Linked DNA regions of Homo sapiens: region 2 is linked to region 1. Evidence: read pairs that join two places in POLR2A ChIA-PET (ENCODE). Cell type or tissue: HCT116. All regions are shown on one strand. Links, peaks and the distances in the headings refer to the core of each region. The heading gives the core; the rest is flanking DNA. Region 1 overlaps CFAP69 (cilia and flagella associated protein 69). Region 2 overlaps STEAP2-AS1 (STEAP2 antisense RNA 1).

Region 1 (5,387 bases), core at 217-5,216:
ATGGATGTAAAAGGCATAGGTTAAGAAAGCCATTTTGCATCGCTTCATGAATAAAAAAACTTAGGAACCCTCTTTCTCTTAGAGGTCAAAATAGTAATAAATTATAGCTATAATTATATCAAAGTTAGTACGACATTGGATAATCTGGAACAAACCATAGATCTAAGCTCACCAGTAACTTAAAAACTGGTTAAGAGCTTTTCCTGAAATTTTCAAAACTCTAGGCAAAATCGATAGTTTATTCATTCTTAGAGATCAGTGCATTTTTGCTTATTAGCTGGGTTAGTAACTATCCACAAAATAACAGAATGGTTTTGCAGACATTAAGGCATTCAAGTTAACAAATATTAATTATATTAGAATCGCATTTCACAACTTCTATAACCAAAGTTATTTTAAAGTAACTTATTTATAAATCATAAAAGATCCAGCACATAAACCTGGGTCAGTCTAAATTTCAAAGAAAATATAAAAGTTATTTTTTAAATATATAAACTATCTTGACATTTCATGAGTTCAAAATTTGAACCTCCTGTACTATTTAAAGTACAATATATCCTATAGAGACAGGACTTTTAATTCATATATATATATATATATATATATATATATATATATATATATATATTTTTTTTTTTTTTCGAGATGGAGTCTTGCTCTGTCGCCCAGGCTGGAGTGCAGTGGCACGATCTCAGCTCACTGCAAACTCTGCCTTCTGGGTTCACGCCATTCTCCTGCCTCAGCCTCCCGAGTAGCTGGGACTACAGGTGCCTGCCACCACGCCCAGCTATTTTTTTTGCATTTTTAATAGAGATGGGGTTTCACCGTGTTATCCAGGATGGTCTCCATCTCCTGACCTCGTGATCTGCCTGCCTCGGCCTCCCAAAGTGCTGGGATTAACAGGTATGAGCCACCGCGCTTGGCCAATTCATATTTTTCAAGAAAAATTAAAGAAGTAGTTGAAAATGGTATTGAGAACTATCACATGAGGATGTATCAATAGCAATATACAGGCCAATTTGAATTTAAAGATATCTGAAGAGCAAGCTACAAAAAGGACAATTTTATAAATGCCACAGAAGTTCATTTCTAGTGTTTGTCAGAATTTGTCATTTGAAACAAATAATGTATTATATTTGTTATCCAGCTGCTTTTTGGATCTCTAAAGTGAAGGACTCTAAAACTAGTACTTTTTGTTCCCAAACTTTTTCCTTTTCTAGCAAAGGACACAATCTATAAGATAAAGCATCAGAAGAGTTTTCAACCAAAAAGTTTATGAAAAAATTAGCATTATACTTCTAATGCCATGAGAAAACCATACTACTTGGAGGCCAAAACGGAAAGGCTTGACATTATTATTCTATTTTTATTGTTTTTATCTTCCAAAAATGTCTTGAAAAGAGAAACAAGTGAGGGTGAGGCATAGAGAAGTTATCTAGACATAAGCTGAAATTAGAAAAGTAGAAAAAATTAACAATGTGAATAATTATGAAATATGAGGGAAAATGAAGACTGCAGCTAAAAAGGATTTATCATATTATACAATTAAACATTCAGTCACAAGTTTTCATAGACAATGAACTTTGTGCAGAGCTCTGTAGGAGCATAGATGTTGAAAGCAATTCTTATAAACTTGGCATTCTAGGATTTGCAAAGCCTTGAGATTTAAAAGTTTTACATTATATAATCGTATGTCAATATAATAATAATTTCCAATTTGTTCCTTGAAAACACCAGAGCAACCATTTATTTTCCATTGTACCTGTCTATTAAAAAGCAAGGCATGGTATAGGCATTCAATATATTATTTTGGTTATTTTATTCAGATATCAGAAAATACAAATTTAAGTGGTTACATATTAAATATTGCTAGTAAATCTAAAAGTGAGAGTTAGAACCTATCATGTATGCATAATTCTACTAAACCTTTCTATTATTTATATATTATTTGTATATTAAAATAAATAATTGCTATCTAAAAAGTTAAATTGGTAGAAAGGTTCAGAAGGTAAAATTGTCCAAAAGGTTTATTCCTCCCTACTACATTACATTTAGCAACTAAAAATGGATATTTTAATATATACCTAGATTAGCCACTATGTGGCACCAAGGAAGCACCATATACTCAGTTCCCAGAACTTGTTAGAGAACCAACAGTAGAAAGAATAAGACATGTTAATTTTACAATTCTTATCTCTAACTTACATTTTTAAAATATATATCAAATGTAATTGGTGATTTTTATTCTTCACTCAAATTTCAAAAATCAAATAAAACATGACATATATAACCTAATATATCTTTGAGACTCAAATTTTCTAAAGACAGAGAAAAAAACTAGACTGAAATTATAAGCATATCCATAAGTTCACTCAAAGATTTTCTGAAAATACTATAATTCCTTGGTTACATCTAATATTTAGCATTTACTTCAGAGTAACTAATTACAAGAAAGCATTTCAATATACTTAGAATTTAATCTCTTGTGGCTAGCAATCTCAGACCACAGCAAACTGATTACCTGAAATGCCAACTGCTGGAATCAAGTGATGAACTGAAGTTTTCTGAGTTCTGTAGCAATCTGCTACACTATAATGCATAGTATGTTTGTGATATAAGAAACATAATAAAATACTCCATGTTACTACAAAATAAAGTTAAAGAAAGATAACTTACCCACACAGTTTTATGATATCATATGCAGATTCTATAAAACGAGGCTGGTTTTTTATTTTTCCTGAACACAGATTCAGAATTTTAAATATCTGTGCTAAATCCCTTAATGGCTTTAATATTTTTAGTTAAGAAATAAAATTCAGATTAATATCTTTATTAACATATTCTTTATAGTATTTCTGTGAAGAAAGTCTATAGAATTCCAACTATTTTGCCAAATGTGGTAGATACTGTTTTAATTATTCTTATTTTGAAGTCTAAAAAAGGAAATTTAGAACCATATTTTTAAAAAAACCATTTCATTTTTGCCTCAGTAAATGCCTACTCAAAATTTTTTTCCTCTCACAACTTTAGAATTGGATTACCAACTGCTACAACACAGATTCAGTTGATCAATAACTTCCCACTGGCAATGAGTAATAGCACATTGAAAACATTAACTTACTGATTAGGCTCAATTATACCCTTCATCTTCACCCCCTACCCCTGCCCACACAAACATATGCTGTCTCAGAATAAGCAACCTAAACATTACTTTACTCCACTATTTTATTAATATTAAACTGAGATGCATTTTCCTGTGTTTAAGGCTTAAATTGGTTAGGATTTTATCTGAAACTAATATGAAAGCAAAATATGGACTTTCTAGATATTCAGATAAAAGCATCTTTTATTTTATCTATTTAAAAATCCTGCTGGCTCACGCCTGTAATCCCAGCACTTTGGGAGTCCGAGGCAGGTGGATCACGAGGTCAGGAGTTCGAGACCAGCCTGACCAACATGGTAAAACCCCGTCTCTACTAAAAATACAAAATTCGCTGGGCGTGGTGGTGCCTGTAATCCCAGCTATTCAGGAGGCTGAGGCAGGAGAATCGCTTGAAGCCGGGAGGCGGAGATTGCAGTGAGCTGAGATCATGCCATTGCACTGCAGCCTGAGTGACACAGTGAGATTCTGTCTCAAAAAAAAAAAAAAATCCTATTGGCACATAAACACATTTCATTGATTTTGTTTTACAGCTAAGAAATTATGGTAGATGTGACTTACACTTCTTGGTTGAATCTTATTACTCCTAGCCTTTTTCTAGGACCTTTTAGGAAAAGATGGGAGAGCAGGGTACACTGGAAATAGAAAGCTCTGTTAACTTCCTAGAGAAGTGACCAAGATACTTCTCTAACTTTGCTAAGTTTTACAACTTCTATAGCCAGCCTATGAGAGGGATTTAGAAATAGAGCCAATTGCCACCAACGGTTTAACATGAAGAAAAAAAAAATGGAGGTGTTGAGATGTCAGGTTAAAATAGGAAAAGAAATCCCTGCTAGTAGACATTTTCAGCTACCAGTAAATAGGGCTTGATATACACAAGCCCTAAGATGGAACAGGTCCAAATAAAACCAAGGCTAAAACATAATAAAAGATTTAGATTAAATTATAAGAAACATTTTCCTGAATGGAAGTCTTAAGAGGTTTTGAACTGGAATGAGCTAATATTAGAGCTTGATAACTTTTCTTTTTTTCTTTTTTTTAGAGACAGGATCTCACTCAGTCACCCATACCCAGGTTGGAGTACAGTGGCACAAACATAGCTCACTGCAGCCTCGAATTTCTGGGCTCAAACGACCCTTCCACCTCAGCCTCAGCCTCTGGAGAAGATAAAACTACAGGTGTGCATCGCCATACATGGCTATTTTTTTTTTTAGAGATGGGGTCTTGCTATGTTGCCCAGGCTGGTTTCAAACTCCTGGCCTCAAATGATCCTCCTGCCTCAGACTCCTAGGGTGCTGAGATTACAGGCATGAGCCACAATGCACGGGCTTGATAACTTCTTTAGACCAAGTCAGACAACTGTTCAAGATCATTTTCAGGGTGTTCAGTCTTTTGGATTCCCTGGCCCACACTGGAAGAAGAAGAATTGTCTTGGGTCACACATAAAATACTCAAACACTAATGATAGCTGATGAACTAAAAAAAATTATCAAAAAAATCATAATGTTGTAAGGAGTTTACAAATTTGTGTTGGGCTGCATTCCAAGCCATCCTGGGCAGCATGCAGCCCACAGGTTGAGGGTTGGACAAGCTTGATTTAGATGAATACTATTCAAAGTGTGGTCTATGGACCACTGTCAGTTCTGGAAGTATATTTACTAGTCTGTGACAAAATGAATACATAAAGTGAGAGTGGACATATAAAAACTTTTATAACAATCTAATATTTGTGGGATACTTTTATTGTATTTTACAATAGCATATATATGTAAATGTTAAAAAAAAATGGCCAGCTGTGGTGGCTCACACCTGTAATCCCAGCACTTTGGGAGGCCGAGGCGAGAGGATTGTTTCAGCTGAGGAATTTGAGACCAACCTGGACAACATAATGAGACTCCACAAAAAAATAAAGAATTAACTGGGTGTGGTGGGTGCATTCCTGTAGTCCCAGCTACTTGGGAGGCTGAGGTGAGAGGATCGCTTAAGCCCAGGAGTTTGAAGTTGCAGTGAGCTATGACTGCCCCGCTATACTCCAGTCTGGGCAACTAAGGCTGGATGGAGACTCTGTGTCAAAAACAAACAAACAAACAAACAAACAAACACCCCAAAACAAAACAAAACAAACTGGTTCTTATCCAAAGGTAGTGTTTGTTTGTTTGTTTTTGAGACAGGGTCTCACTCAGTTGTTCACACTGGAGTATAGTGTCAAAATCTTTGATCACTGTAA
Region 2 (5,387 bases), core at 328-5,327, 84 kb after region 1:
TTATCCAATATCCTTTAATTCCCTTTTTCCTCAATTTTCTTTCCTTTTTAAAAATTTATAATCTATTTCTTATTTCTGAAAAAAAACTTTTTCTTTAACATAATCGTGAAGCAAACAAGATACATCATTTGAAAAAACAAAACAGAAATGTAGAACAAGGAAGTTAGGCTAGATAAACACTAAGATTTCCTTTAGCTCATAAACTTAAATAATAAATCTTAGGCATTTTGTATTCAGCATCAATGAACTCCTTGAATAATAATGGAAAATATTTTTAATGATAAAATTATACAAACTATGTTTTTTGATGCTTTTTCATCCAATTGTAAAATTCTAAGAACATTTAAAAGGTATTTATGGGCTTGAAAAAACTGACATTCTTCTCTATTAAGTATCTTATTCATAAGAGGCCAAATCTTGATATTCAATAGAGTTTGTGCAACACAGCAAACAAGGAAGTGGAACAATGCAAAGAAAACAAATTCATCACTCCCCTGCCTCCCTTGCCCCACACCTTGGAGTCACTGAATACTTTTTCTTTGAAGTCTAGAAAAATCTCTTCTTGCATGATTTGATTGGTGCCTTCCCTAGATATTTTGCATTTACTTTCCCTGCATTCAGTTGAATATTTTCATGAAAAATAGAGCCTTGTTCAAAAACATTTGTTTTTGCAACTGTGAAAGATCTAGCAAAAGCACTGGTAATTTTAGTGATTTTCTAAAATCACACAGCAGAGTTTTTGTCATTGGAAATACACTACTGGAAATACAAAGTTTTCTTAAGTCATGTAGGAACATCAAAAGGACCAAGCTGATGCAATATTCACATAACAATTGTTTGATGAAAGCAAGGGAATTTCCAGTCAACCATTTCTAACCACACTTCACCTGGCTAACATTAGGGCTATTTGACTTTTTAATTCTATTTGCATTAAGAAAGGCAAGCCAAGAGAGAATCAAGAGTCAATTTGTTTCATAACTTTCCTTGCATGATGCTGTTCTTTTTCTCTGTTTCTCACTCTAGCTTCCCTCTTGTTGACAGTTCATCTCACATAGGCTGTTTATAATGGAGAAGAAATTATCTTTCAGGATAAAGGCAGAATGCCAAAGTGGGTGGCAAACTTTTGGCAGTATTCTGGGTTTTCTTAAACACAATGCACATTCTTTTTCCTTTATCCCCTTAGAAGCGAAAAATGAAACTCACCAACTTTTATGGAACAAATTTAGTTCAGCCTTCAGCTGACCTAGTGTTCTTTTTTTCTGTAGTTACCTCATGTAGAAGATTCTTGAGCATTCTTGTGTAAGATTATTAAAAAATATATTTTGCTCCTTTTTTTTTGGTATGACTTTGCAGTATACCAGTGTAACTTAACAATAAAATTCCTCTTTTCATGTCACAAGTTTGGTTGCCCTAGTTTAAAATTATATGTTGAATTATGAAAATCAAGCATTTATTTACCAAGGAGAAAAGAGAATTCTACTTTGGAATTGTTTATATAGGCTTAGTGTAATTTCCCACTCATATTTTTTTCCTAACAAGTGGTCTGGAAAGCCATTCCTCCTCTACTAGTGATATTATACAAATGTAAAGAAAATCTGAAATCATTTTTATTTTCACTGACTTCTCATGAATGAATCCCAATTTCTGTATTATTTGCTGAAAAGAATGAAAAGATTGATTTTGTCAAAATGCACTACTGTGAGGAAAGAAACGTGGTTTGCGATTGAATAATAGAGTAAAATACTGGCCTATATTAAAATAGTTGGCCTTAAAGAAAATTCGGAGAGACTAGATTTGGATTGTACATATAAAAACAATATGTTATTTCTCTAGCCTATGTAATATAGATTTAGAAAACTAGTTAAGTATAGAAAGCTTAGGCAATAATGGGCTATTTTGTAGTTGCATTTCAAGTTTTTGAAACAATTTTCATTAAGTTTCACATTAGATTTGCTTTTTGTTAAGTTAAAAAATAAATCTCTAAAAGGAAGAAATGGTGGCTGTTCACTCAAAAGCATATCTCACTATCTTGACTAGTCCATGGGATTTTAATAGTTATTCTGGAAATACTTTTGAAGAGGAACTATCAATGAAGTTTTGCTTAATTGTTAGGGCTGGGTATCTAAAAACTGAAGTGAAACCCAGAGATGGGTCAGGAAGTCGTAGTGGTGACTAACAGAGGTGACTAATGGAGGTGTCAGATTGTTCATGGCCTTCTGTGCCACCAGAAAGAATTTTGCCATAAAGTATTTATGAGCAGTCATTGAACAATGCCTGGATGTGGGTTTTTAAGTGTCTCTTTTCCTAGCACTGTTACATACTCTATTCTTTTGGTAACCCGAAGCAGTCGCAGAACTTACTGAGCTGGTGAGCTCATTAGGCCAGGACTGAAGATTCTGCCAGGCGTGGGGAGATTTGCTTTGTTTTGCACCTTTGGACTCTTCTCCAAGCCTTCCAATGACACAGATGTACATACTTTATCACAAACAGGAGAAAACACGAGAGTATAGAAGGATTGGTGCTGAGCTGTCAGCATGACATGGTGGCACCAGTACTGGCTACAAAGTCAGGAGGCCTGCCTCCCAGCCCTTGTTCTGCCACCCACAAGCTCATGACTCTGGAAAAGTCTCCGTATGCTGGCTTCATTGTCAGTTATCAGGGAGACTTCATAGGGGTTTATAATTTGAAATGATGCTAGTTAGCATTTACAGATATTATATTGGATTACAGATATTAGATTATAGATTATATTACAGATATTGGATTATAGATGTGTAGACATTAGAATGTCTTCGTATAAATGCTGCTTCTTATGAGAGACGGATGCTAGCTGGATTTTAGAGAAGCAGTTGGGTGATGATACATTGGCACCAGCCCATTTATAGCTGGGACCAGAATTATAATTGCCTCTTTCCCTTCAGAACATGAAGCTTTGTGAGAAAAATGATAATTTTAGTACACTTAGCTCACTATTGATGACATCCCTTCTAGCAATACCATCTACTGCCCAGCTTTTTCTAGAGCCAAATCTTAGCAATGTGCATAATCACCTACTTTGTCTCCTCAATTATTTGGAATCAGATTCTTCTTTCCAAAGAAAAAAGTCTGTTTCTTCCTTATGGAAGTTTTTGGGATTTTTCTCTTTATCCTTGGTGGCCTGAAGTTCCATCAAGCTTGCAAAGGCGTGCATTCCTCCCCTCCCTCCTCAGCCCCTTCATCTTACAGAGGTTTTGCTCTGAAGTCTAGTGTCTTTCTCTAGCTCCAAGAAATTTCCCTCCATTATTTATTTGTTTTCTTATTTTATTGCTTCTATTGCATCCTTCTGAAACTTACACAATGGGTATTTGAGATCATTTGGGTCTCTTTTCATGCCCCTTAACTCTTCTTTAAAGTTTTCCATTTTATGAATTTTTTCTTTTGAACTGTGTTCTGGGAGAATCCCTCAGTTTAGACGTTTAGTTCTGTAAATTAATCTTCAGCTATATCTATTTTGGAAATTAGTTTCCCTATTAATATGTAAAGTTTTCTCCTTTTTGGATCCTGGGTGTAAATAGTTAATCACACCATCTTAATTCATAGCACAGTTTTATAATTTGCCCATGTGTCTTGTTTCATTCATTCATTCATTTTTAATTTGTATAAATTTAGGGAATACAAGTTCGTTTTCTTAAATGGTTATATTACATAAAGGTAAAGTTTGGGCTTTTAGTGTAACCACTACCCAAATAACGTACATTGTACCTACTGAGTAATTTCTCATCCTTTACTCCCCTCCTACCCCTCTGAATCTTTTGAGGCCTTAGTCATGAATTCTTTGTCTAGGCCAATGTCCAGAAGAGTTTTTCCTAGGTGTTCTTCTAGGATTTTTTTAGTTTTGGGTCTTAAATTTAAGTCTTTAATCTATCTTGGGTTAATTTTTGTATATGGTGAGAGATAGGGGACCAGTTTCATTCTTCTACATTTGTCAACTTGGTTAAAGATGAGTTGGCTGGAGGTACATGGCTTTACTTCTGAGTTCTCTATTTTGTTCTGTTTATCTATGTGTCCATTTTTATGCCAGTACCATGATATTTTGATTACTATATTTTTGTAGCATAATTTTTTTCTATTTCTTTTTTGTTCTTTTTTTGACTGACAGTTTACCCTGATAGAAAGCCTTGTAATATAATTTTAAGTCGGGTAATGTTGATGGCAGCAGCCGCCTGCCTGGAGTGGTGGCTGCGAAGACACCAGCTGCAGGTGGGGAGGCGCTGCCTTGGCTTTGAGCTTCATGGAGCTGGTGAGAGCTGGGAACAGGCAGAAGCCTCATGCCCTTCCGAATTGGCAGTGCAGAAGCCTCAAGCTTCCCAGGTACAGCTGCAGCCACCCAAGCCACAGCTGTGGACCTGGGCATACCTGTGTTCTTGGGGGCCCAGGAAGCCCCTCTGCCCCCTCAGGCTTGGAGGTGTCTGCTCCCACAGCCTGGCTTCTCCCCACTCCTGGTGCCTGCTCTGATCTTGAAGCAAAATTGAGGCTGAGCCTGGGTGCTGTCACAATCTGGGTGGGTGCACATGCTTGGAGCAGTGCTGACACACCAGACCCCTGCTGCCTTGGCGCCCTTCAGACTTTGGGTATCAACAAGCACGGGAGAGGGTGAGGGGGGTTGCTGAAGGCAGCTCGGCACTGGCCTGCAGTTGCCTCTTGGCACAAACAGCCTGAGTGCTATGGATGACAGCAGGAGGCAGGGCAGAAAGAGGCAGGTCCCTAGTGAAGCCCCACCTTTGAGCCATGGATGGCCTGAATCCAGAGGCCTGGCTGAAGAGCCAGGATGGGAACTTATGGTGCTTTCTCTGGGCTCCCCATGGCCACCCATGAACCAACCACCACCCCTTCCTCCCCTCTGAAGCCCATAAAACCCCTGGGCTCAGCCAGATCAAGGAGATGATCAGATGACTGCCTGTGGAGAAGAGCTACCCACTCCAGGGTCTCCTCTGTCACTCAATAAAGCTCCTCTTCACCTTGCTCACCTCCACTTGTTTGCGTACATCATTCTTCCTGGATGCAAGACAAGAACTCAGGACTTGCCAAATGGGAGGGCTAAAAGAGCTGTAACAAAAACAGGGATGAAATATGCCCCTTGCTCACCACGTTGCAGGCAACAAGAAAGAAAGAAGAGAGAAGGAGAGACAGCTGTGGCCCTTTGGGGATCCCAGACCTAGGAGCTCCCCAAACCAGGGCTGTGCCACCCTCTCTGAGGCTCTGCAGATTCCTGGCATCTCCAAGCTTCTGGGTGCTACCGCATTCCCTGGTGCCAGCTGTGGAAGCTGCTTCAGGTATGCCTGGTCCAGATGCAGCCTCATAGGGAGCTGGCACCCATGCTGGCACCTGGAGCTGCCAACCTTACCACA

The links. Peaks named below come from ENCODE experiments on the same cell type or tissue, not always from the same donor. Only the 100,000 strongest peaks of a DNase experiment are listed, where the experiment ranks them.
Region 2: POLR2A ChIA-PET joins it to region 1 with 6 read pairs; 2 of 35 experiments call an interaction of 5 or more read pairs at or near these places.

Annotation. Positions count from the first base shown.
Region 1 is chr7:90,259,346-90,264,732 of GRCh38, reverse strand. CFAP69 (cilia and flagella associated protein 69) reads right to left here. Exons shown (of 23, transcript NM_001039706.3): 4 at 2,677-2,786. Among named protein-coding and RNA genes, the nearest start is that of CFAP69, 17 kb to the right of the region's middle. In HCT116, for the core only: a CTCF peak has its summit at 2,111; a DNase peak (open chromatin) is centred at 2,132.
Region 2 is chr7:90,175,931-90,181,317 of GRCh38, reverse strand. All of the region lies in intron 2 of STEAP2-AS1 (STEAP2 antisense RNA 1), which reads left to right. Among named protein-coding and RNA genes, the nearest start is that of STEAP1, 24 kb to the right of the region's middle. RefSeq lists enhancers at 585-1,086, 2,305-2,354, 2,365-2,424. In HCT116, for the core only: no CTCF peak of the experiment used is centred there; DNase peaks (open chromatin) are centred at 507, 817, 2,267 and 4,958; H3K4me3 peaks cover 2,689 bases; H3K27ac peaks cover 3,294 bases.